Linked DNA regions of Homo sapiens: region 2 is linked to region 1. Evidence: read pairs that join two places in POLR2A ChIA-PET (ENCODE). Cell type or tissue: CD4-positive, alpha-beta T cell. All regions are shown on one strand. Each heading gives the region's core, and the rest is flanking DNA. Links, peaks and the distances in the headings are about the cores only.

Region 1 (12,340 bases), core at 5,628-8,127:
CAAGATCGTGCCACTGCACTCCAGCCTGAGCAACAGAGCAAGACCCTGTCTCAAAAAGATAAAAATTAAAATTAAACATAGATCTGATCATGTTGCTCCTGCTCTAGAGCCTTCCATGGCTCCCTTGTTGCCTACAGAATAAGGTCCAAACCCCTTGGACTGGCATTTAAGACCTTTTATCATTGCCCCCAGTTACCTCTCCAGCCTGATCTCTAGTTTTTGTTTGTCTCAACTCTAATATCCCACTAAGACTGAACCACCTCTAATTTCTGAACACAAGAGATTTTCATGCCTCTGTGCCTTTGCTCACACTGTTCTCTGTATCTGAATATTCTTCCCCTTCTTTGCCCAGAAAACTCCTACCAATATGTCAAGACCCAGCCATTCTGATCCACCACAAAGCTCTAGTATCTCTCTTGGCCCCACTGCATCTTGTTGGATTGCACTGATCGGTTTATATGCCTTGCACCCCACTAGACTGACAGCTCGAAAGCAGGATATGTCTTTCTCTGTATCGCCAGTGCTTTGCTCAGTGGCCAGTATACAAAGCCCATACAAGTTCTTAAAATGGAAGACCTTTAGGTTGACCTTTAAAGTCAATGCATTTAAAATCCACTTTGAATGGATATATTGCTAAAAGGTATTATAGACTCCCCTGCTTTTTAAAAACAGTACATGGGACATGACTTAACCTTGTCTGATTGTATGATTTGTGTCAATACAGATGCCGAGCTTTTGTGAAGGAGCCTTGGAGATCATCCAGTAGTGGAGGGATCTCAAGGCTACAGAGATCAAGTAACTTCCCAGGAAAGCAGCTTGTGGGATGATCTTTAATTAATGTCTGGGCTACAGTAAATGATGCTTCCTGCTTTACTGAAGAGCTTAGAGCCCTTGCCTTGCCCCTGCAGTAAATGGCCCCAAAGTCCGTGTTCTTCCAGTCTTTCCGTGTTTTTATGATCTTCCTGTCTCAGCTTGTCACTGTACCCATGTGTTTGTTCCCACTTTATCCTTCTAATTATTATTCCTGACCCACTGGAGGCAGGAACACCAGATAACCGAGTTCATGGAGCCATGTGGAAAGGAAGGGTTATGATTCCGGACTTAGATCTGGGAGTGCCTTTCCCATGGGGAGCGTGGCGTGAGCGCAGGGGCTCTGCATACCCTCCCATTCTCTGCTGTACTCCAGGTATGAGAGGTGCAGGGATAAGAGATGGAAGGGAAGGGGTTGTTCAATTGGGTGAAATGTTCATCAACAGAGCAATCCTACAGGCAGGTGACCCCATGCATGGGCAGGTAACTCCACAAGGGAGGAGAAAGGGGTAGACTCTGGACCTATGGGTTCTACATGAAGGAAACACCCCTTCCCACACACTCCCACCAGAGGCCAAATGCCTGGTGTAAGGGAAAAAGGGAAGAGTACCACTGTACGGGTGGGGATGCAGGAATAGCTCAGGCCCCTTACGGATGGGGGCAGGAGGGGGAGCAGTGAACTAAGACATGTGGATTCAAGTCCCTCCACTATTAGCTGCATGTCAAGGAACAGCTCAACTAACCCCTCTGGGTTTCAGCTCCAGAATCTATAAAATGGAAGTATTTCTTACATCATGGTGCTGGAGGGAAGATAAAGTAATATAGATGTAGGAACTTGGTAAATGCCAAAGTCCTGCACAAGAGAACATGATCTTCATTCATTCATTCATTCAACAAATATCTACTGGTCACCTACTGCATGCCAGGCCATGCTCTAGGAACTGGGGATAGGGTGGCTAACACAGCAAAGCCCCTGTTCTCACGGAGAAAGAAAAATGAATGAGAATGTATTAAGTAATGGATCAGTCAGATGGGCAATGTTTTTGATCAGTGGTGTAAAGCCATGAAAAATTGTTTCTCGCTCACATTGCATGCCCTTTGGGGGTTCCCCGCAGGGGAGTCTGCTCTATGTTGTCTTCATTTAAGGGCCCAGGCTGAAGGAGGCTCCATCCCCAACTTCCACAACAGGGAACAAGGCAAATGGCCCAATCGTTCCAAAAGCCCCATCCGAAGCCCTGGAAATGATACAGGACACGTCTGTCCTATTTCACTTTCCATCACAAGTCACACTCATCTCTGAGGGGAGGGAAAGTACAGTCCTACTCATACCCAGAAGATAGGGAGCAGGACGTATTTGGCAGAAAGCACTAACGCCCACCATGGATAGATTCATGAATCAGTACCAGGAAGACAAATAAAATAGCGTAAGGAGAGGGAGGGCTGATACTTATTGAGATGAGGGCCTGGCTGAGTCCCCCTGGGAAGGTGACATTGGAGCAGATATGTAAATAAAGTCAGGGAGCAATCCTGTAAGAAGAGCCTGGAAGGAGGAGCAAGTGCCCTGGGGCGGGCGGAGAGTAAGGAGATCAGTAGGCTGGAGCAATGGGCCAGTGGGAAGGACAGGAGAAAGAGGCATTTGAAGGGGAGATCATGAGGGCACGTGGTTGGCCACAGTGGGGCTGGGCTTTCCACGAGTGAAATAGGATTCGTCTGTTGTCACAGGGTGGCTGGGGGAAGCAGCACTGTTCGTGAATAAATGCACAACTGCTACGCCCCTCACTAGTTGTGTGACCTTGGGCACATCACTTAACCTCTGTGAGCCTCAGCTTCCTCACCTGTAAGTCGGGGGTTATAAGAGGGGCCACCTCCCAGGGTTATTGAGATGATAAAATACTTAGAACAGGACCTGCCATTTCATGAGTACCATAAAAACATTCGCTATTACTACTATCACTTTCCCCCTCTGCCTGGGGACGTCCTTCCCTTCTCCTCTTTCCTCTCTCCCGGTTACCAGTTACTGGTAACCAGCCTCCATCTCTAAGATTCAGTTTTGGATCTTATCTTCCCTGTCTTGCGTCTCAGAGCCCGAGAGACCTGAGTCCCTCTCCATCTCTCAGTCCCTGTGATCCTCCTCAAGCCTCAGCTTCTGCATCTGCTAAATGGGATCTATCCCCCCACCCCCCACCGCCGCCGACCTGACTGGGCTTTGAGGAGGCCGAGCTCACAGTTGAGCTCAGCTGGGTGCTCCCCGTGTGGCTGCTGGGTGGATTCCTGGCTGCCTGGGCTCCCCTCCCCCACAGGAGGCTGGGGAAACTGGGGGCCCCTCCTCTACACTCACCCACCCCAGCGCTGGCAGCCAAGCGCTCCTGTTGGCATGAGCTGGCGCCTCACCCAGGAGGGGAGAGCAGCTGCGGGGATGGTGGGAGAATTCCTCCCGCTGCTGGATTTGTCAAACAATTGATTAAAGACAATGCAATTAATTATTCCTTGATGAAATAGTGGAAATTACCCAAGAAAATGAAGATTTCAGCAGCAGAACATTAAACCCCTCTAATTATGTCATTTCTGAAAAAGGGAGAGGGGGATAAAATGGATGGAAATGGTGGGACAGAGGGAGGAAAAGAAGTTTTAAAATAGATGGGTTGACCCTGGGGGCTCCATGCAGGGTGAACATGAGAAGGATGGATGGAGCCACAACCCTGGATCTCCACCATACTGTTCACAAGGAAAGTCTGCCATGACAGAGCTCTTTCAGGGGACTAGAAGATGCCTGGAAAGCCAGACATTGGGATACTTGCCTGGGGTGCATCAGTTCATTATCCTCACTACTGAATCCCAGTGCCTTGTTCCTTTCTGTGAGACAACAGGGCTCAGAGAGGTGGCATGATTTGCCCACGGAGGTACAACTCTAACCAGTAGAGACAGGACTTGAACTCAGATCTAACTCCAGGAATTGTGCTTTTAAACCCCACCTGGTTGGAGTCCACAGCAGTAGGCACTGCGGAAGCCCTTGGCAGAAGCTGCTCTGACAGCCAGCTCCCCAAGGGTCTCAGTGGCCCACTGAACCTCAGGGCTGGGCATGGGGCGTAGGTGACTGCCAGGTGCTGACATCTCTGCCAATGCCGACGGAGCCTGAGGCCCCCTGGGAAGGGATCTTTCTAGCCCTCTGTCCTCTATGATTTTTCTGGATGTGCTTTTGCAAGGCAGGGAGGGGTGGCGAGTGGGATCTGTCCAAGACTTGGCCCAGCCATCTCTCCCAGGGAGCCCCAGATACTCCGCTGAGCCCAGGAGAAGAGCTGAAGGCCTAGATTCTAACCCGCCTCTGCCAGGAGTATAGCTGCAGCATCGCCTTAGGAAGTTCACTTGCTTTCCTGGGCCTCAATCTCCCTATCTGTAACAGAGGCTATTGGACCATTAGATATATTGGTCCATTTGTGAATACGGGACCCAGCCTGCCCCAACTTCGAAGGTGAACTCAGGTCCAAGAAGCCAAAATCAGCTCTAGAGTGGGCAGGGGGAGAAGAGGAAAAAGGGAGAGCCACCTAGGGCCAGTGGAGGAGTGGCTGGGGGATTTGGGGGCTGGATGGAGGAGCAGGGAGGGAGCCGAAAGGAGCCCTGTGGGGGGCAGTGGAAGGGGAGAGGCAGCCACCCCAGGATCCCTCCTAGTTTAGGCTCAGTCCTGGGAGGAAACAGGCGAGGAGTAGCGGGAGGGCGAGGGGCCTGGAAAGGGGTTAAATCGCCACCTCTTCAGGACACCCACCGAAGGGACCAGCTTACGGGAATGGCTGGCCCTAATAGGGCCAGATGGGAAAGCCCCTTGATTCTTCCTCAGCACCGCCCAAGATGCTTCTTCACAGCTTGCTCTTGTGGGTCCTGCTCCTGGGGCAGATCCCATCATTTTTCTGGGCACTCTCAGGCACTGTCAATTTCATTTTGATGAGTTAGAATTTCCAATCTCATCTAGCATCAAAACTTCAATGTCTCATTCAATCTAAAGAGTCCTTCCTCTCTCTAGCCCAGGCCTGGCTACGGCTGAGAAAGCTGAGGTGATGGGGCTGGGAGGCCTGGTCCTCCAGGAAGCTTAGGGCTTAGGGGTCCTCTCTGCAGAGCACTCCTTGTGGGACCTCTGCAGAGCCCCTCACTGAGATTCTCAACCGGCATTTCCCTGACGTGGGCAATGGGTCTGCAGCAGAGATCACCCCACTGTTCCTGCCCCAGCTCCTGTTTCTGGGGTTCTCTCCACTCAGACTCCAAGAAGTCACCTCGCAAGGCAGGTAGAACCTTCTGTGCAGTGTGCCTCGTCCACTCTGACCCACGGATACTCTGACCCGTGGAAGAACCTGGGCTTGGTGGAGTCTGGGCTCCAAGCCACCACCCCCATCTAGACTCTTTTCAAGCCAGGGGCAAATTCTAGGGAACACTTCTGTCAGCTTTTGCCAGTGTTTCTCCTGAAGCACCACCCCTCACCCAAATTAAGGTGGGAGTAGTTAGGGGGGCACACCCCACCCCTCCCCAGGTAGAGCATACTGACCAAGGAATCCTTGTTGTCTTTCCCCTCCCCACACTTGTCACTCTCGCCTACCTTAAGGTAGCATAGAAGTGTGTGCCATGGGCCACACCAGCTTGAGGTCATCAGTCTTGCGAGGCCTGAAGAGATCTGCCTCTCACTTTAGAACATGGGGGTTTGGGGCACCAATGACTCTCAGAGGCAATTCCAAATGAGCAGTGTTCCATTCGGACGTCCCGTTGTGAATGCAAACCACTGCTCTTCCTGCTAACTCAGACTCCTTCTTTGGCCACATCCCGGTCCCTGTCACCTATCCTAGGCCCAGCCCCAGCCCTCTCCCTGGGACAGGACAATAGCCCCATATGCACTGTTGAGCAACACCTCACCTCCCCTCCAGCCATCTCAAAGTTCCTGGGCAAGGGAATGTGGCCTGGAGCAGGGCCGAGACCCGCCAGGGTCTCACAGCCTGCTCTAGAACTGTGACCCAAACCCAGGCACCAGAATCGCAGAGCAGCGCTCCTTCCAGGGGCTCGCCCCCAGCCTTCACCTCTCTGGTAGGGGTGGGCTGACTAGATGGAGGGGCTGAGCAGGGAGGAGTCCCTCCCTCTCTAAGGCAGCAGCAAGGGTTCCAGCAAGAACAAGGTTGGGAGCCAGGTGGACCTGGGTTTGAATCCTTGTGCTGCCACTTTCCAGCTGTCATTTCTGAAGCACAGTCTCCCCTCTGTAAATGGGATATGGTGACACTCAGCCACAGGGCTGCTGGGAAGACTGACTGAGAGAAGGTCCCAGCCAGGCTCTGGCACAGAGCAGGTTAGCTCCCTCAGGACCCTCCCGCGAAGAGCCCCTCCTCCCTCACTAGGCTCTGTTCCAAGACCAGAGACCAATTTTCTGACTGCACTGGGTCTTGAACTTCCCATTTATGCCAAGGAAAGAAAGGCTGTGGTGTGCTGAGGGCCCTGGGAGAGTCTTTGGAACCGGGGTGGGGGCGTAGCCTAGATGGGAAGGGCTGCTCTTCCTACCCATCTGCTCCCAGACCCCTCCCACCAGGGACGGCACTCCAGCCCCTCCCCCAGCTCCCAGCACAGATGGCAGGAAGGAAATGCCAAGGCACGGAGGCAGGGAGGGGCCACCCAGCCCCCAGCGGCTGCAGCCCTTGCCAAGCTTCCCACAGGAGGAAGAAACAAGCCCCCTCCCTCGCCTATGGCACTGCCCCTCAGAGAGCCACAGCCCACTGATGCCCTGGTGCCTCGCATCCTGTTGTCATGGTAACCAGGACTAGCTGACGTGCCGACAGGCAGACCAGGAGCTGCTGCCACATGAATCACTTGAACTTGATGTGACAGACACAGGCAGGCGGGCTGCACAGGGGTAGAGGGAGGTGGTGCCCTGTAGGCAGGGATCCTGGTTGGGCAGGGGGAGTTCGGCTGAGTCCCTCCAATCATGACAGGCTTAGGGGCACCAGAAACCTGTGAGACCCCAGAAGTTCCCACTGAAGGCAGAGCCCCTTGGACCAGCCATGCATGAGTCCCCTCCAAGCTCCCATTTCCTCATTTATAAGATTGGGAGAATGAACTGAGTGGGAAACATCAATTAAAATAACGGGCATGGGCTTGCTTTGTAAATTCAAACGTGACACAAATGCTGGCTGTTCTGGAAAGCACAGAGGCTCTCTCCTCACACACACCCGGGCTTCAGACCCCTTGCTGCTATTTGTTGGTTCTGTGCCAGCCCCAACTTTCTGTTCTGTGGAATGGGGATAATTTGCCTCCCTGCCTGGTTTCAACTACTCACTTAGTCATGCAATAAAAATTCTCAAACCCATCTATGTACCAAGTGCTATGTTAGGAACAAGGCTGACCCATTTCCTGCCCTCACTGAGCTTACATTCTAGTGAGAGGGGCAGACTCCAAGCAAGGAAACAAACAAAATAACTTGGGTTGTAATGATGCTGTGATGAATACAAACAAGAGACAGGGTCACAGAATAACTGGGGAGAAGGCTTACTTTAGGAAGGAGGATCGGGATGGACTCTGTGAGAGCTAAGCAAAGAGAAGGAGCTGGACTCTCCGTGAGGGGAGAGAGCTCCAAGCCCAGGGAAGGACAGGGCCAGTGTCCTGGGGAGGGAGAAAAGGGACTGTGTTGGAAGTACAGGAGGGAGACCACCGTGGATTTAGCAGGGCAAATGGGTGTGTGTGAACGGGAGGTTTTATTCCAGATGCAATGGGAGGTGGAAAGTCTTGGCACTTTAAGAAAAGAAGCAATGTGATTTGATCTCCATGGGCATGCTGAGGACACTTGTGCTGGCTTGTGGAGAATGCACGTGCTCAGGGAACAGCCCAGGTAGAAGTCACGGCAGAGGTTCAGAGCCGCGATGAGGATGCTGTGAGCCCAGGGCAGTGACAGAGATGGAGAGAGGTGGTCAGATTTGAGATAATTTAGGGAGACAGAATTGCCAGGACTCATTCATGGCCTAGACATGGATGGTAAAAGAAAGGGGAGAGTGTGACATCTGGGTCTCTGATTGGTTGTGGTGCCTATTTCTTTTTTCCTTTTTTTTTTTTTTTTTTTGAGACAAGGTCTTGTTGTTGTGTCACCCAGGCAAACACAGCAGTGGTGCAAACACAGCTCACTTCAACCTCGACCTCCCGGGCTCAAGCAATTCTCTCACCTCCACCTGCTGAGTAGCTGGGACCACAGTCAAGCACCACCATGCCTGGATTTGCTTATTTTTATCTTTATTTTTTAGAGATAAGATTTCACTAAATTGCTCAGGCTGGTCTTGAACTCCTAGGTGCAAGCAATCCTCCCGCCTCGGCCTCCCAAAGTGCTGGGATTAGAGGTGTGAGCCACCGTGCCTGGCCTGGTGCCTACTTCTAAGATTGGGAAACAGGAGTGATTTGTGAATCATCTTTAAAGATGGGACTTTAGCCTATGGGACTTCTCTCTCCAGGGGAGGAACATTCATTGGCTGCCCTTTGCCTTCACTCTCTGGAGGGTTGCCCTGGCCACTCTGGAAGAAATGTATGGAAAGGCTATATGGCAGGGAACCCGATCAGAACTCTGGTTTTTAAGTGACAGAAACACTACTCAGCCTCCCATAGGCACGAAGAGGGATTTACTGGCTCACAGAATCCATGGAACTAACCCACAGGAATGGCCCAGAGAGCAGCTCCTCTAGAGTCTCTCCAATGCCAGTTCATCCTTCCCAGCTGCAGACCCGCTTCTTCCCCAAGCCAGGACACATGGCCACAGTCCCTTAGATTTTTTTGAAAATCAGAATCAAATTTTATCTTAAACTTTTTCTCTTCAATAGGGCCGACCTGGCCACCTTTGGCCTAAAAATGTGAAGAAATGTGATAATGTATAGTTTGTGAAGAGGGAAAAGACTACCCCAGAAATCCATATATTAAAAAAGAAAGATGTACTAATCTAAAAACTATTCACACACAAAAGCAATGAAATTCCTTTGAAACAGGAAAAAGGAAATATGGAAAAATTCATAATGGCATCCTCTCAATTTGTATATGATTATAGGATATAAAAGAAAGACATTCTCTTGCATTTCCAGTCCAAAAACTTGGAGAACTTTAATTGGCGGGGCTTCAACCATGTGCCCCTCTTGGGCCAATCAGCTGTGGCCAGGAGTGGGGTTCCTATAAGAGCCTGGCAGCTCACACTATGACCACAGGGCTGGAGGGGGCTGGGATGGGCTGTGATTCCCAAGAGAAGGGAAGGGTGCTGAGCAGATAATGTCCCTAGTGTTCCTTATACGCCTTGAGTGTCAGCTGAAGTTCTGACTAGAGAGATGGAACAAAACCATGAGAACAAGGAAAAGTTTGCAGAAGGGTGGAAAACTCAGTAACTTGTCATTTGGAGGTCCAGGAGGGGCAGCCAGAGAAGAGTTTGTGACCCCCAAAAGGCATCCAGTGAGAACAGAGGATTAAACGCATTGTCTTGACAGAGAAAAGAATATAGCTTCAGCAGCGTCCAGGTGTGGGGTGGTGGGGTGGTGAGATGGTGGGATGGTGGGGTGGTGGGGTGTGGGGTGGGGATCTAACTGAGCTTAACTATAACATCTGGTGAAAGTGTGAGGATGACTCCGATATGCCCAGAGCCTGGGGTTACCAGGATATGCCTGCTGATTGGAGTTGAATTGTCAAAGCATACAAAAGTAAAGGATAGTCCATTGCTTTCGGAAGAGTGAAAGGGTCTTGCTAGGCTCACTAGCTGTATAACTTTGGGCAAGTTAGATTTCACATCTCCAAGCCTCCATTTGCTTGGGTTTAAAGTGATGAGTTGCCCGGGCATGATGGCTCACACCTGTAATCCCAGCACTTTGAGAGACGAACGTGGGAGAATCGCTTGACCCTAGGAGTTTGAGACCAGCCCGGACAACACAGTGAGACCCCATCTCTACAAAAAATAAAAAATAAAATGATGGGTGTGCAAAATGAAATAACATATAAATATGATTGCCTGTCTCTTAAGGTTGAGTGAAGATTAGAAGAGAAAATGTATCTAAAACACCTGCTACAGGTTGGGTGCAGTGGCTCATGCCTGTAATCCCAACAATTTAGGAGGCCAAATTGGGAGGATCACTTGAGCACAAGAGTTCAAGACCAGCCTGGGCAACATGACGAGACCCCCTCTCTACAAAAAATACAAAAATTATCTGGGTGTGGTGAAGCTCACCTGTAGTTCCATCTACACGGGAGGCTGAGGTGGGAGGATCAATTGAGCCTGGGAGGTGGAGGCTGCAGTGAGTCATGATCATGCCACTACACTCCAACCTGGGTGACAGTGAGACCCTGTCTCAAAAAAAAAAAAAAAATACCAAAAACAAAACAAAACAACAACAAAAAAAACACCTGCTACAAAGCCTGAGAGCCAGGAACTTAGTAAGTGCTCAGTAATGTTATCTGTTATTTTCATCACTGCTACAAAAGTGTATGGAGGGGATAGGTCTCTTAACTTCTGAGTGCCAATGAGAGAACAATCTCAAATACAAGAGGCTTTAATATGTGGTCAATGACTCTACCCTGGGCAACAGTAATAGAAGCTCTATTATCTGATCATCTGTTCTGTACCAGGCACTTTGCTAAGTCCTTTACTATATTTTCTCATTTAATCCACACGACAGTGATTAGTGATAGTGTATCAGTTAGCTTTTGCTGCATAACAAATTACCCCAATGTTTATAGCTAAAACAACCACTGCTTATTAAGCTCATGATTCTGTGGTTTGGAAATTCAGCTGAGCTCTTCTTCCGGCCTTTGCTGGGCTCACTCATGCATCTGCAGTCAGCTGCTAGTCAGTTAAGTGGCTCTGCTTCTGGGGGTTGGCTGGCTGACATCTGCATGCTGAGGGTGACTGAGCCGTACATTTCTCTTCATCCAGCAGGATAGCCCATGCTTGTTCACACAGCAGCTGGGCAGGGCTCCAACAGAATGGAGGAAAGCATACAAGGCCTCTTTAGGCTTGGGCTCAGAACTGGCTCTGTCACTTCCACCACATTCTGTTGGCCAAAGTAAGTCCAAGATCATCCTAGATTCAAGGCAATGAGAGAAGTTGCCAAATTTTACTGCCATGAGGCGCACTCAGGGAGGGATGGGGAATTGTGGCGACTTTTGCAATCTACCACTGATAGGTACTAATATCACTGCCATTTTCCCTGTGAGAAAAATCAAGCCTCACGGAGGTAAAAATGGCCTGACCAAGTTATGCAGGTAGAGCATGGCAGACATGTGAACCCCAGGGTCTCAGGCTTGACTACATGGTGACATTCAGACTTCATTCTCTTAGGGGAAGCTGGCAGGCTCTCGTCTGTCACAATCCAAAACAACCCAATTTTATAGGCATCAGCGAGTTTGGCTGAGATGAAGACGAGGCAGGAACAGATAAAAAGTTGGGTCTAAAGCAGGTCAGGACCCGGGGGCTCAGACAGAGCCTGCAGCCATGGCGAGGTTCAGTGACACAGACCTCAGCCTGCCTCACCAAGGCACAGAACTAAACTTCATGGACCAGAGCTGACCCTCTTCCAGGCAGAAACCTTGCCTGGGCCTCAGGCTGGCAGGGTCCCACCAGGAGCCCATGGTGAGGGAGCTGCCTCCGGTGTTGGCTGCTGGGCTCCCAGCCCATGGTGGTGACAGCGCAGGCAGAAAGATCAAAGAGGTGCCACAAGGTGAAGTAGAAGATCTGTCCTCTCCAAAGAGCTCTGAAATCATCTCTGCCTGTAGGGAAGTGAGCAGAGGGGCACGGGGGGTCTGCGATGGGACTGCCCCACTTCCTCACCTCCGCTACGACCGGCCCCTCCCCCACAGAGACACCAGAGCCATGAGCACAGCTGTGCCCAGCCAAGCTGCCGGGTGCCAAGACGGGCCTGGCGGGCTCCGTCTCATCTGTCTCTCTTTAGCAGGAACAAATGGGAATGAGGGAATCAATTAACAAGGCTCCTTAGCCAAAGGACTGCTGCTCCCTCCTTCCCTAGCCTGTTAACCCTTTGCTTCCAGGGCTGGGAGGGCTGCCCTGGTGTGCTGGCCATGCTGGCTTCTGTCTTCTCTGTGCCAGATGCCCATGGCAGCTGCCAAGCTGAGGAACCAGAGCCAGAAACGCAAGCACCTCTATTCCACCCGGCGGAATTTGGGGTCAGCCTTGAAGCATACTCAGGACTCTGGCCCACAGGCAGGCCTGGACTTTTTTTCTCTCTCTAGAGACCTAGGATCCTCTCCTGGCTCAAAAACCTCTGAACAGAAGAGACAGGCCTAACAGTGGCCTTCAGACCGGGATGGTAGGTCACAGCCGAGCCCTACATGGGCCTCACACTGGATCTGGGAAAGACAAGGGCCCAGGGGACAGGGCAAGATGCATCCAGCCACGTTCAGAAAGCCCTGACAATTCTAACTTCAGAAGCAAATGGTCAAATTTGCTAAGAATGCTCTCTGGGGAATTCAGAAAGGCAACTATGAGGGCCTGGAAGTCCTGGGTTGTCAGGAGCCTTAGGTTGGAGTCCCTAGCTCAATAGCT
Region 2 (12,340 bases), core at 4,106-6,605, 840 kb after region 1:
TGTGCCCCTGGGTACTTGAGATTAGGGAGTGGTGATGACTCTTAATGAGCATGTTGCCTTCAAGCTTCTGTTTAACAAAGCACATCTTGCACAGCCCTTAATCCATTTAACCCTGAGTGGACACAGCACATGTTTCAGAGAGCACGGGGTTGGGGGCAAGGTTACAGATTAACAGCATCTCAAGGCAGAAGAATTTTTCTTAGTACAGAACAAAATGGAGTCTCCCATGTCTACTTCTTTCTACACAGACACAGTAACAATCTGATTTCTCTTTCTTTTCCCCACACCGGCGATTCTCCTGCTTCAGCCTCCCAAGTAGCTGGGACTACAGGTGCGTACCACCACGCCTGGCTAATTTTTTGTATTTTTAGTAGAGACGGGGTTTCACCACGTTGGCCAGGCTGGTCTTGAACTCCTCATGTCAATTAATCCACCCGCCTTGGCCTCCCAAAGTGCTGCAATCACACCCAGTGATTTTCAAGTACTGACCCAGCCTTGTATTACTGGGATAAAATTCATTTGGTTGTGACGTGTCATGTTATATATTGCTAAATTTGATTTGCTAAGATTTTGCTGAAGAATTTTTGCACTTATGTTCATGAAGGTTATTGATCTGTAGCTTTCTTTTCTCATGATGTCTTTATCTAGTTTTGTTCTTTTTCTTTTCTTTCTTTTTCTTTTTTTTTTTTTTTTTTGAGATGGAGTTTTGCTCTTGTTGCCCAGGCTGGAGTGCAGTGGCAAGATCTCAGCTCACCGCAACTTCTGCCTCCTGTGTTCAAGCAATTCTCCTGCCTCAGCCTCTTGAGTAGCTAGGATTACAGGCACCCGCCACTGCACCTGGCTAATTTTTTGTATTTTCAGTAGAGGCGGGGTTTCACCATGTTAGCCAGGCTGGTCTCGAACTCCTGACCTCAGGTGATCCCCCCCCACCTCAGCCTCCCAAAGTGCTGGGATTACAGGTGTAAGCCACCATGCCTGGTGTCTTTGTCTAGTTTTGATACAAGTGTAATGCTGGTTTCATAAAATGAGCTACAAAGTGTTGCCTCTATCTTCTGGAAGAGATTGTGAAGAATTGCTGCTATTTCTTCTTCAAATGTTTGGAAGAATTCACCAGTGAAATCATTTGACCTCAAGTTTTCCTTTTTGGAAGCTATGAATTAGATCTTTTAATAGATTCAGGACTATTCACTTTATTTCTCCTTGAATGAGTTCTGATAATTTGTGTCTTTCAAGGAATTGGTCCATTTTATCTAAGTTGTTGTATATGTGTGCACAGAGTTGTCCCTAGGATTCTCTATTATCCTTTTACTGTCTGTAAAAAGGGAAAGTAGTGATGTCCCCTCTTTCATTGTTTATGTCATTGTTTATGTCAGCAATTTGTGTCTTCTCTGTCTTTCTTGTTAAAGAATCAGTGTTTAATTTATTTTCTCTATTTTTCTGATTTCAATTTCATTGATTTCTGCTCTAAACTTTTTAAAAAATTTTTATTTATTTATTTTTTGAGACGGAGTCTCACTCTTTAGCCCAAGTTGGAGTGCAGTGCCGTGATCTTGGCTCACTGCAACCTCTGCTCCCGGGACTCAAGCGATTCTTGTGCCTCAGCCTCCTGAGTAGCTGGGACTACAGGCGCGCACCACCACGCCCGGCCAAATTTTTGGACAGGGTTTCACCATGTTGCCCAGGGTGGTCTCGAACTCCTGAGCTCAGGTGATCCGCCCACCTCGGCCTCCCAAAGTGCTGGGATTAGAGGTGTGAGCCACTGTACCCGGCTAAACTTTATTCTTTCATTCTGCTTGCTTTATTTTTGCTTTTCTTTTTCTAGTTTATTTAGGTGGATTATACTCCATTTTGGAGACCAAATAACCATAATACCAAATCCTGACTAAAATAGCACACACAAATTTAAAAAAGAAAAAAAAAAAAACAAAAACAGACAAATCTATAGGTGTAAAACTTACAAATAAAGTATTTTATTTAAAAAATCACATAAATAGTTAATAAGGCATTTTGGGAGACCAAGGCAGGCAGATTATGAGGTCAGAAGATCGAGACCATCCTAGCTAACACAGTGAAACCCCATCTCTACTAAAAATACAAAAAATTAGCCGGGCATGGTAGCAGGTGCCTGTAGTCCCAGCTACACGGGAGGCTGAGGCAGGAGAATCTCTTGAACCCGGGAGGCAGAGGTTGCAGTGAGCTGAGATCAGTGCCACTGCACTCGGTGACAGAGCAAGACTCTGTCTCAAAAAAAAAAAAAGTTAATATGGAAAAACAATATTTTAATATCAATAAATACTGAAAACCCACTGGCTCTCATTTAGCACAATTTAAAAAACAGGGTCCAGCCATGGTGGCTCATATCTGTAATCCCAGCACTTTGGGAGGCCAAGGTGGGCAGACCACCTGAGGTCAGGAGTTCAAGACCAGCCTGGCCAACATGGTGAAAACTTGTCTCTACTAAGAATACAAAAATTAGCTGGGCATGGTGGCGCACGCCTGTAATCCCACCTACTCGGGAGGCTGAGGCCGGACAGTTGCTTGAGCCTGGGAGGTGGAGGTTGCAGTGAGCCAAGATTACGCCACTGCACTTCAGCCTGGGCGACAGAGTAAGACTCCGTCTCAAAAACAAACAAACAAACAAACAAACAAACAAAACAAACCAGGGTCCTTGTAGCCTTCTCTGCTATGGGAGGCTACAATCTGTAACCAGAAGAGGGCCCTCAGCAGAACCTGACTCTGGCGAGGTTCTGATCCCTACCTTCTAGCCTCTGGAACTGTGAGAAATACATTTCTGTTGTTTATATTTAAAAAATGGGTAATGTGTTCCAGTTATTCAACAATCAAAACTATATTTAAAAGTGAAAAAGAAGTACAGGAAAGCCTCACTCTTACCCTTGCTTCCCCAGACAACTTTTAAATATAGTTTTGATTATTAAATGACTTTATTAGTTCCTATTTAGGCTTCCAGTGTGACACTATGCAAATATAAGCAAATATGGATATAATTCTCATTCTCCCTTACACAAAATACTCTGTGTACATATTTAATATATTTATATATACATACATACATACATTGTTCTTTATCTTGCATTTTTTCATTTAATAACATATCTTGGAGATATTTCCATTTCAATGAGGAAATTTTGCTTACTCTTCATTGGAGCTGCATACTATTCCACTATGTGGATATCTAGTTTACTAAGCCAGTCCTCTATTGACATACATTTGTGTTGTTTTCCATTTTTTACTAATGGAGACAATGCCGAATGTTTTCAAAGCACATGTGCAAGTGTATCTGTGGGATAAACTCCCAGAAATGGGGTGTTTGTCTTGGAAGGCAAGTGTATCTACAGTTTTGGTAGATGCTGTCAAATTGCTCTCCAAAGGAATTATTCTATTTTGTGCCTGCCCACAGCAGTCTGAGAATGCCTGTTTTTCCACAGCCTCACTAACAATGGGTTTTAAAACTTTTCAATTTCTGTAATCCCAGCACTTTGGGGGGCCGAGGCAGGCAGATCATGATCAGGAGATCAACAGTATCCTGACTAACATGGTGAAACCCTGTCTTTATTAAAAATACAAAAAATTTGCCAGGTATGGTGGCATGCATCTGTAGTCCCAGCTACTCAGGAGGCTGAGGCAGGAGAATCACTTGAACCCAGGAGGTCGAGGTTGCAATGAGCCGAAATCGTGCCACTGCACTCAAGCCTGGGTAACAGCGAGACTCCATCTCAAAAAACAAACAAACAAACAAACAAACAAAACAAACAGACAAAAAAAAACCTTTTCAATTTTTTGCTAACCTGATAGGTAGGAAATGGTGTCTCAGTATGGTTTTGATTTTCATTTCTCATATAATGAGAAAGGTAGAACACCTTTCCAAAAATTTAAGGATCATTTGTATCTCTCTCTGACAAGTCTCTTCATATTTTCCATGCTTTTTCTTCTTGATTTCTAAGAGCTCTTGATAAATAAGGCAATGGATCCCTTTGTCTGTAATATGAATTGCAAATATTTTCAACAGTTTGTAATATTTTACTCCATTTGTATTCTTCCTCTGGGAGCTGGTAAAGGGGAAAACCTCTCTTTTTTAAAGCCCTCCCTCTAGGTTTTTCTTTCCCATTCAATATTTATTCATACATTAATTTATTTGAGGAATTCAATAGAATATGGTTGAAAGCAGTGATTGGAAAAAAAAACCATTTCATAATCTTATATGCGCCATTGAGCTGACACTCTACAATAAACCAGTTACACTTACTTTTGCTTACTTTTGCTATTTGCCAAGCAATAGTATTGGGAAACATTCAAGATGGCTTGCAAAATCCTGAAAAGCATAAAATAGAAAATAAAAACCACTCATTGATACTATTAATATATTAGTGTCTTTCCAGGTTTTTCTTATATGTATGTATCTTTAACATCCTGCTATAACTTATGTACATTTACCTGTCATTAAAAATAATCCAAAAATATAATTTTTCTTGCTAGAGAATAATGAATCATATATAAATATTATAATTTACAGAAAAACATTTCTGTTATTGTAATGTAAAATTTTTCCTTTTTTAAAAAATACTAAAAATAACATGGTAATATATACCTTTTATACATCATTCATCTGATTATTTCCTTAATGTAGTTCTTAGATGTAAAATTTCTAAGTCAAATGGCAGAAACATTTTAAAGGCTTTTGATATATGTTGCCAAACTGTGTTCTGGACAGGATGCTGCCAAAGTATTCAGGGAAAATTTAATTCAGTGAAATGCATTTATTAGAAAATAAGAATAAATAAGCTCTAACTCAAGAAACTAGAAAAATAATTATAAACTTAAAAGAAGTTTATAGAAGAAGGCCAGGTGCAGTGACTCACATCTGTAATCCCAGAGGTCCAGGAGGCCAAGATGTGAGGATCACTTGAGGCCAGGAGATCAAGACCAGCCTAGGCAACATAGCAAGACCCTATCTCCAACAAAAAAATTTAAAAATTAGCCAGGAGTGGTGGTGTGCGCCTGTAGTCCTAGCTACTTTGTAGGCTGAGATGGGAGGATCCCTTGAGCTCAGTAGTTCAAGGTTACAGTGAGCTATGATCATGCCACTGCACTCCTGCCTAGGTGACAGGGAAAGAGCCTGTCTCTCTAAAAACTAAACAAACAAAAACACCCCAAAACAAACAAAAACACCCTAAAATAAGTAGAAGGATTTAGTAAAGATTTTAAAAATTAATAAAATAGAAAATAGCACCAAGAAAGAAGCATAATGTGTCCTGATTAGGAAAAACATAAAAAACTCATGCTTAGATACATTTAGTGAAATGGCAGGACATTTTTCTGCCTCTGAGGATTTTGCTAAACCTCTTTAAAGATAAAGAGATAATCTTGGCTGGGCGCAGTGGCTCATGCCTATAATCCCAGCACTTTGGGAGGCTGAGGCGGGCAGATCACTTGAGGTCAGGAGTTCGAAACCAGCCTGGCCAACATGGTGAAACCCTGTCTCTACTAAAAATACAAAACAGTTAGCTGGGCGTGGTGGTGCGCGCCTGTAATCCCAGCTACTTGGGAGGCTGAGGCAGGAGAATCGCTTGAACCCGGGAGGTGGTGGTTGTAGTGAGCCGAGATCACGCCATTGCACTCCAGTCTGGGTGACAAGAGCGAAACTCCATCTCAAAAAAGAAAGTAGAGTTCCCATATACCCTGCCCCCATACATGCATACCTCCCTCACTGTCAACTTCCTGTACCAGAATGGTACATTTGTTACAACTGCTGAATCTACACCCACACATCACTCAACATCCATAGTTAACACTAGGCTTCATTCTTGGTGTTGCACATTCTGTGGGCTTTGACAAATGTATAATGACATGTCTCCACCATCTTAGTATCATAAAGAATATTTCCCTGCCCTAACAATCTGTGCTTTCCCTACTCATCCTCCCTCCCCGCTAAACACTGGAAACCACTGATATTTTTACTTTCTCCATAGTTTTGCCTTTTCCAGACTGTCATATACCTGAAATCATACAGCACATGTAGCCTTTTAGTTTGGCTTCTTTCACTTAGTAATATGCATTTAAAGTTCCTCCATGTCTTTTCATGGCTTGATAGCTCATTTCTTTTTAGCGCTGAATAATATTCCTTTTTTTTTTTTTTTTTTTTGAGATGGAGTCTCACTCTTGTTGCCCAGGCTGGAGTGCACTGGCATGATCTCCACTCACTGCAACCTCTGCCTCCTGGGTTCAAGCAATTCTTCTGCCTCAGCCTCCCGAGTAGCTGGGACTACAGGCATGCACCACCATGCCTGGATAATTTTTGTATTTGTAGCAGAGACAGGGTTTCACCATGTTGGCCAGGCTGGCCTCAAACTTCTGACCTCAGGTGATCTGCCCGCCTTGGCCTCCCAAAGTGCTGGGATTACCAGCATAAACCACCACGCCCAGCTAATATTTCATTTTTTAAGAGAATACACTTAGTGAAATTCCATCCTACATTTTATTTTTAAGCATCTGTATTTTCTAAAATTTCTGTAGAATAAATATATTTTCAAATCTAATTTTTATAATTTGGTTTACATGTAAGATGATGTTACCAATTCAGACCTCATTCAAATGTCGCCAGTTTTTTTTTTTTTATACTTTAAGTTTTAGGGTACATGTGCACAACGTGCAGGTTAGTTACATACGTATACATGTGCCATGTTGGTGTGCTGCACCCATTAACTCGTCGTGTAACATTAGGTATATCTCCTAATGCTATCTCTCCCCCTTCTCCCCACCCCACAACAGGCCCCGGTGTGTGATGTTCCCCTTCTGGTGTCCATGTGTTCTCATTGTTCAATTCCCACCTATGAGTGAGAACATGCGGTGTTTGGTTTTTTGTCCTTGCGATAGTCTGCTGAGAATGATGGTTTCCAGCTTCATCCATGTCCCTACAAAGGACAGGAACTCATCATTTTTTATGGCTGCATAATATTCCATGGTGTATATGTGCCACATTTTCTTAATCCAGTCTATCATTGTTGGACATTTGGGTTGGTTCCAAGTCTTTGCTATTGTGAATAGTGCCGCAATAAACATATGTGTGCATATGTCTTTGTAAATGTCGCCAGTTTTATATGCACTAATTTGTGTGTGTATTTAGTTCTGTGCAATTTTATTACCTGTGTAGAATTGTGTAACAAAATAAGGAACTATTCTATCGTAAGGATTCTTTGTGCTACCCTTTTTACAGCCAGACCCATCTCACTTCCCACTTCCTCTCTCCAGTCCCTGGCAACCAATAATCTGTTCTGCATCTTGATAATTTTGTCATTTCAGGAATGTTATAGAAATTAAATCACACAGTATGTAACTTTTTGAGATTACCTTTCTTTACTTAGCATAATTCCCTTCAAATCTATCCAAATTGTTGTGTGAATCAATAGTTCATTCTTTTTATGCTGTGTAGAATTCCAAAGCATGGATATACTCCAGTTTGTGTATTCGCTAACTGAAGAGCATTGATTTGAGAAGGTTTTGATTTGACTGAGTGTTTTACACAATCGCAGTGACTGCCACATGTAAAACAGGCTGGGATGTGGAGAGTAGGAGGCTCTTCAAAATGAGAGAAAGGGAGGGGGAGACAGAGAGGCACAGTGGGTTAATTAGGGTAACAACAGTGGAAGTGGTGAGGAGTGGTTGGATTCTGAATGTACTTTGATAGTAGAGCTGACAGATTTGCTGACGGATTGATCTGGTGGTGAGAGAGAAAGAAAAATGGGGTGGCTCCAAGGTTTTTGGCCTAGGCAACTTGAAGGATGCAGTTTCCACTTTATTGTGAGAAAGAGAAGATAGAGGGAGAACAAGTTGGGAGAGAAAGGGGGCAAATCAAAAGACAGTGAGATAGTATTTTCCCCACTCTTCAGGTAGGTGAAGAATAAAAAGATTAGGAGTTGTGAGAGTGTGGAGAACGGGGATTCCCATGACAAGAATAGAAATTAATTCAAACTTCTCAGGGGGCAAATTTATAGTAGATATATAAATCTCTGATCCATCAATTCCTCTTCCAGAGATTTATCCTATAGAAATACTGGAACAAATACTCAAAAATATAAGTACAAGGATATTTATTTCAGGAAAGAAGGAAGAAAGGACAGAAAGAAGAGAGAAAGAAAGGAAGGAAGGAAAGAAAAAGAAAGAAGAAAAGAAAACAAATAGGGATGTAGAAACTTGGAGGGTTTTTTTTCAGGGGGTGGTGGGGGTCTTGCTCTGTCACCCAGGTCCAGTGCAGTGGCATAATTATAGCTTACTGAAACCTCAAACTCCTGGGCTCAAGCAATCCTCCCACCACAGCCTCCCAAGTAGCTGAGACTACAGGTATGTGCCAACACACCCAGCTAATTTTTAATTTTTTTGTAGAGACAGGGTCTAGGCTCCTAGGCTCAAGAAATCCTCCTGCCCTGGCCTCCTAAAGTGCTGGGATTACAGGAGTGAGCCACCACATCTGGCCCTGAAACTTGAGTTTTTACTTAGATAGAAGCATTTTATTTCTTCAGTCACGATTTGGAAATTCTGATATTTGAATCTCAAGCCCTAGCTTTGTTAAACACTTAAGAGTCCACAGCTTTTTACAACCAAGGAAAACAGAATTCTCCAAAGAGTAGTTGTCCTCACCCACTATGACCAGGTTGCCATAGATCTCCAGCATCACTTCTCTGTAAAGGCCCTTTGTGCATAGTCTAGTTGCCCCCATTCCTCTTTGGTGAAGTCCATGGCCACATCCTTGAATGTAACAGGTTCCTAAAACACCAATGAACAGGAATTCCTCTTCGGTGAGCAAGCATCTACAGCAATGCATGTGGTACACAGGGTCCACCTGGCAACACTGGGGGCGGTAGATAACCTCAGAGTTCGCCTCAAGCCATAAGAATAATTAAAAGAACAATTTAAAAAATGTAGAAAGATACATGTGTCATATGCAGAGGCTCACTAACCTTAATAATCTGAAGAGCTCTTAAACATCAGTCAGAAAAAGATAAAATGCTCTGGTTAAAAAATGGACGAATGGACAATGACCTGATAATTCCTAGAAGAAAAACAAATGGCCAATAAACAGACAAAAACATATGCTGCCTCACAAATCATCAAGGAAATGGACACTCAGGCTGGGCGCCGTGGCTCATGCCTGTAATCCCAGCAGTTTGGGAGGTCGTGGCGGGTGGATCACCTGAGGTCAGGAGTTCGAGACCAGCCTGATCAACATGGAGAAACCCCGCCTCTACTAAAAATACAAAATTAGCCGGGCATGGTGGCACATGCTTGTAATCCCAGCTACTCGGGAGGCTGAGGCAGGAGAATTGCTTGAAGGCGGGAGGCAGAGGTTGCAGTGAGCCAAGATCGCGCCATTGCACTCCAGCCTGGGCGACAAGAGCAATACTCCATCTCAAAAAAAAAAAAGAAAAAGAAATGTACATTCAGATAACAATGAGACATTATTTCTCTCAACCCATTGGGCAAAGATTAAGACTTATAATATTCATTAGTGAGGGTATGAGGAAACAGATACCCTCATATGCCGTTGGAAGGAGTATCAATTGTTATAAACTTTTTTTGGGGAGCAATTTGGCAATATTTATTAAACATCTTTTGACCCAGCAATTCCAATTTCAGAAATTCATCTTCATTAAGATAACTAATGACTTCCTTGCCACTAAATCCAATGGAAAGTTTTCAATCCTTTTTATACTTGATTTCTTGACATTATTTGGCCCTGTTGACTACACAGTCTTCCTCAAAACTCTTTCCTCTCATAGTAACCTGGTTTCCTCTCATAGTAACCTGGTTTTTCTCTTACCTCTCTGATCACTCTCAATCTCCTTTACTCATCAATGTTGGGGTTCCCCAGGTTGGAACCTAAGCCCTCTTCTTACTCTACTTACTCCTCCTATGTGATGTCATCTATTCGTATAGCTTCAAATGCCATTTGAATGCTGACAACTCAAATGTACACTTGCAGCTGAGACCTCAAGCCAGACAGTTACAGACCCAAGTACGTGCCAGATGAATATCCAGTTTGAAACACAGTGCCTGACTTAGAATAGGTAATCAATAAATATCTACCCAATGAAACAAACACCTACTTGGATGTCTCAAAGGCATCTAAATTAACATGCTAAATTCCAACTTTATCTCCTGCTTTTCTTTCATGTTTAGGAAATGATCAGGAAATTGAGTTCAGGAAATCATACCTCCAACCACCAAAATGTTTAAGTCAGAAAAATATGAGTCATCCTTGATTTCTTTTTCTCCCTCCTCCCTCACATCTGCTCCATCACTAAATCTAAATATCTCTTTGCTGGGTGTGGTGGCTGACGCCTGTAATCCCAACACCATGAGAGGCCCAAGTGGGAAGATCATTTGAGCCCAGGAGTTCAAGACCAGCCTGGGCAATATAGGGAGACTCCATCTTTACCAAAAAGAAAAAAAATAAGGCCAGGCGTGGTGGCTCATGCCTGTAATCCCAGCACTTTGGGAGGCCGAGGCAAGCAGATCACCTGAGGACGGGAGTTCGAGACCAGCCTGACCAACATGGAGAAACCCCATCTCTACTAGAAATACAAAATTATCTGGCTGTGGTGGTGTATGCCAGCTACTTGGGAGGCTGAGGCAGGAGAATCACTTGAACCCAGGAGGCGGAGGTTGCAGTGAGCTGAGATTGCGCCATTGCACTCCAGCCTGTGCAACAAGAGTGAAAAATCCATCTCAAAAGAAAAAGAAAGAAAAAAAAATAGCTGGGTGTGGTGGCATGCACCTGTAGTCCCAACTACTCAAGAGGCCGAGATAGGAAGATCACTTGAGCCCAGGAGGACGAGGCTGCAGTGAGCCATGATTGCACCACTGTGTTCCAGCCTGGGTGACAGAGAGAGACCTTGTCGCTAAATAAATAAATAAATAAGTATCTCTGCTGCCACCACTTTTTTCTGAGCCACTGTGATCTCTCACCTCTCCTCCTAGTTGGTCTATATACCATGTTGCCTTTCTGCAATATAATCTCCTCTTTTTATGCCCATTTCTTAAATATTTGTGTTCCTCAAGGTTCTTCTCTGTTTCTTTTTCTTCTCTTCTTACGTATCAACCAAGTCCATGGCTTTAATGACCAATCTATGGTGACAACTCATAAATTTGTACCTTTACCCGGGATCTCTCTCAGACCTTGATATCTACTACCTACCATCTAGACTTCTTTAATTGGATGTCCCACAGGCACTTCAAATTTTTTTTTATTTACAATTGTTTTATTTGTGTTCCTCATGCTACAACACAACCTTAAAAGTCAGCCAAGTATATAACATTAATATGCCTCCTCAAAACATCAACTTAGATAACCCATAGCCAGAGCTTCTAAACTTCTACAATGCAACTTCAACATTCAAAAGAGCACAATATGCTTCAAATCCCATCTCAATGCAAATTTAAGAAAAGCAAAGCAAATTGTATTATCAGACTACGAAAACTCAGTACGATTCTGTAATTTAACATACTACTTCTCAACTCTCTAAATTTGTTTCTCAACACTGGGGAGAGTTTTTAAAGATATCAGTGCCTGAATTCTACTCCAAGCCAATCAAATCAGAATCTCTCTGGGGCATTTTTTTGTTAAAGCTTCCCCAGCAACTCTAATGTCAGCGAGAGTTGGGAATCACTGCTTAACAGAACCTCTTATGAAGCAAAAACATAAAGAAAAATAAGCCGGGCACAGTGGCTCACGCCTGTAATCCCAGCACTTTGGGAGGCCAAGGCGGGCAGATCACCTGAGGTCAGGAGTTTGAGACCAGCCTGGCCAACATGGTGAAACCCCATCTCTATTAAAAATATAAGTATTAGCTGGGTGTGGTGGCACGTGCCTGTAATCTCAGCTACTCGGGAGGCTGAGGCAGGAGAATCGCTTGAACCAAGGAGGCAGAGGTTGCGGTGAGCCCAGATCGTGCCACTTTACTCTAGCCTAGGTGACAGAGCGAGCCTCCATCTCAAAAAAAAAAAAAAAAAAAAAAAAAAAAAAAGATAAAGCACAGGAAGTAAGTATAGGGACATGGGGAATAAGTTAAAAATCAAAAGGACTCACTCATTGCTTTCCAACATCTTTTTCTTCTTGACCTTTTGAAACGTCCAAAAATTCGTAATATTACAATCTGTGTCATGATAATAAAACAGTTAAGAAAAAAACATAAAATGAAGGCCTACAAAGATCTTTGTTATTCATCTAGAATTATTTGGTATAACAGTATTTTCTAATGGAGGAAGACTATTGGATTTCAGGCATAAAACAATGCAGAAAAAATCTCAAGGCATCACAGGGAGAGGG

The links. Peaks named below come from ENCODE experiments on the same cell type or tissue, not always from the same donor. Only the 100,000 strongest peaks of a DNase experiment are listed, where the experiment ranks them.
Region 2: POLR2A ChIA-PET joins it to region 1 with 6 read pairs; 2 of 35 experiments call an interaction of 5 or more read pairs at or near these places.

The regions. Positions count from the first base shown.
Region 1 is chr1:41,398,690-41,411,029 of GRCh38, reverse strand. No RefSeq gene overlaps it. Among named protein-coding and RNA genes, the nearest start is that of FOXO6-AS1, 29 kb to the right of the region's middle. In CD4-positive, alpha-beta T cell, for the core only: no CTCF peak of the experiment used is centred there; a DNase peak (open chromatin) is centred at 6,589; H3K27me3 peaks cover 731 bases.
Region 2 is chr1:40,559,972-40,572,311 of GRCh38, reverse strand. LOC105378673 (a long non-coding RNA gene) reads right to left here and starts at 9,123. Exons shown (of 3, transcript XR_947235.2): 1 at 8,653-9,123; 2 at 4,265-4,330; 3 at 3,746-3,996. It also overlaps the pseudogene LOC100328982. In CD4-positive, alpha-beta T cell, for the core only: no CTCF peak of the experiment used is centred there; no DNase peak of the experiment used is centred there.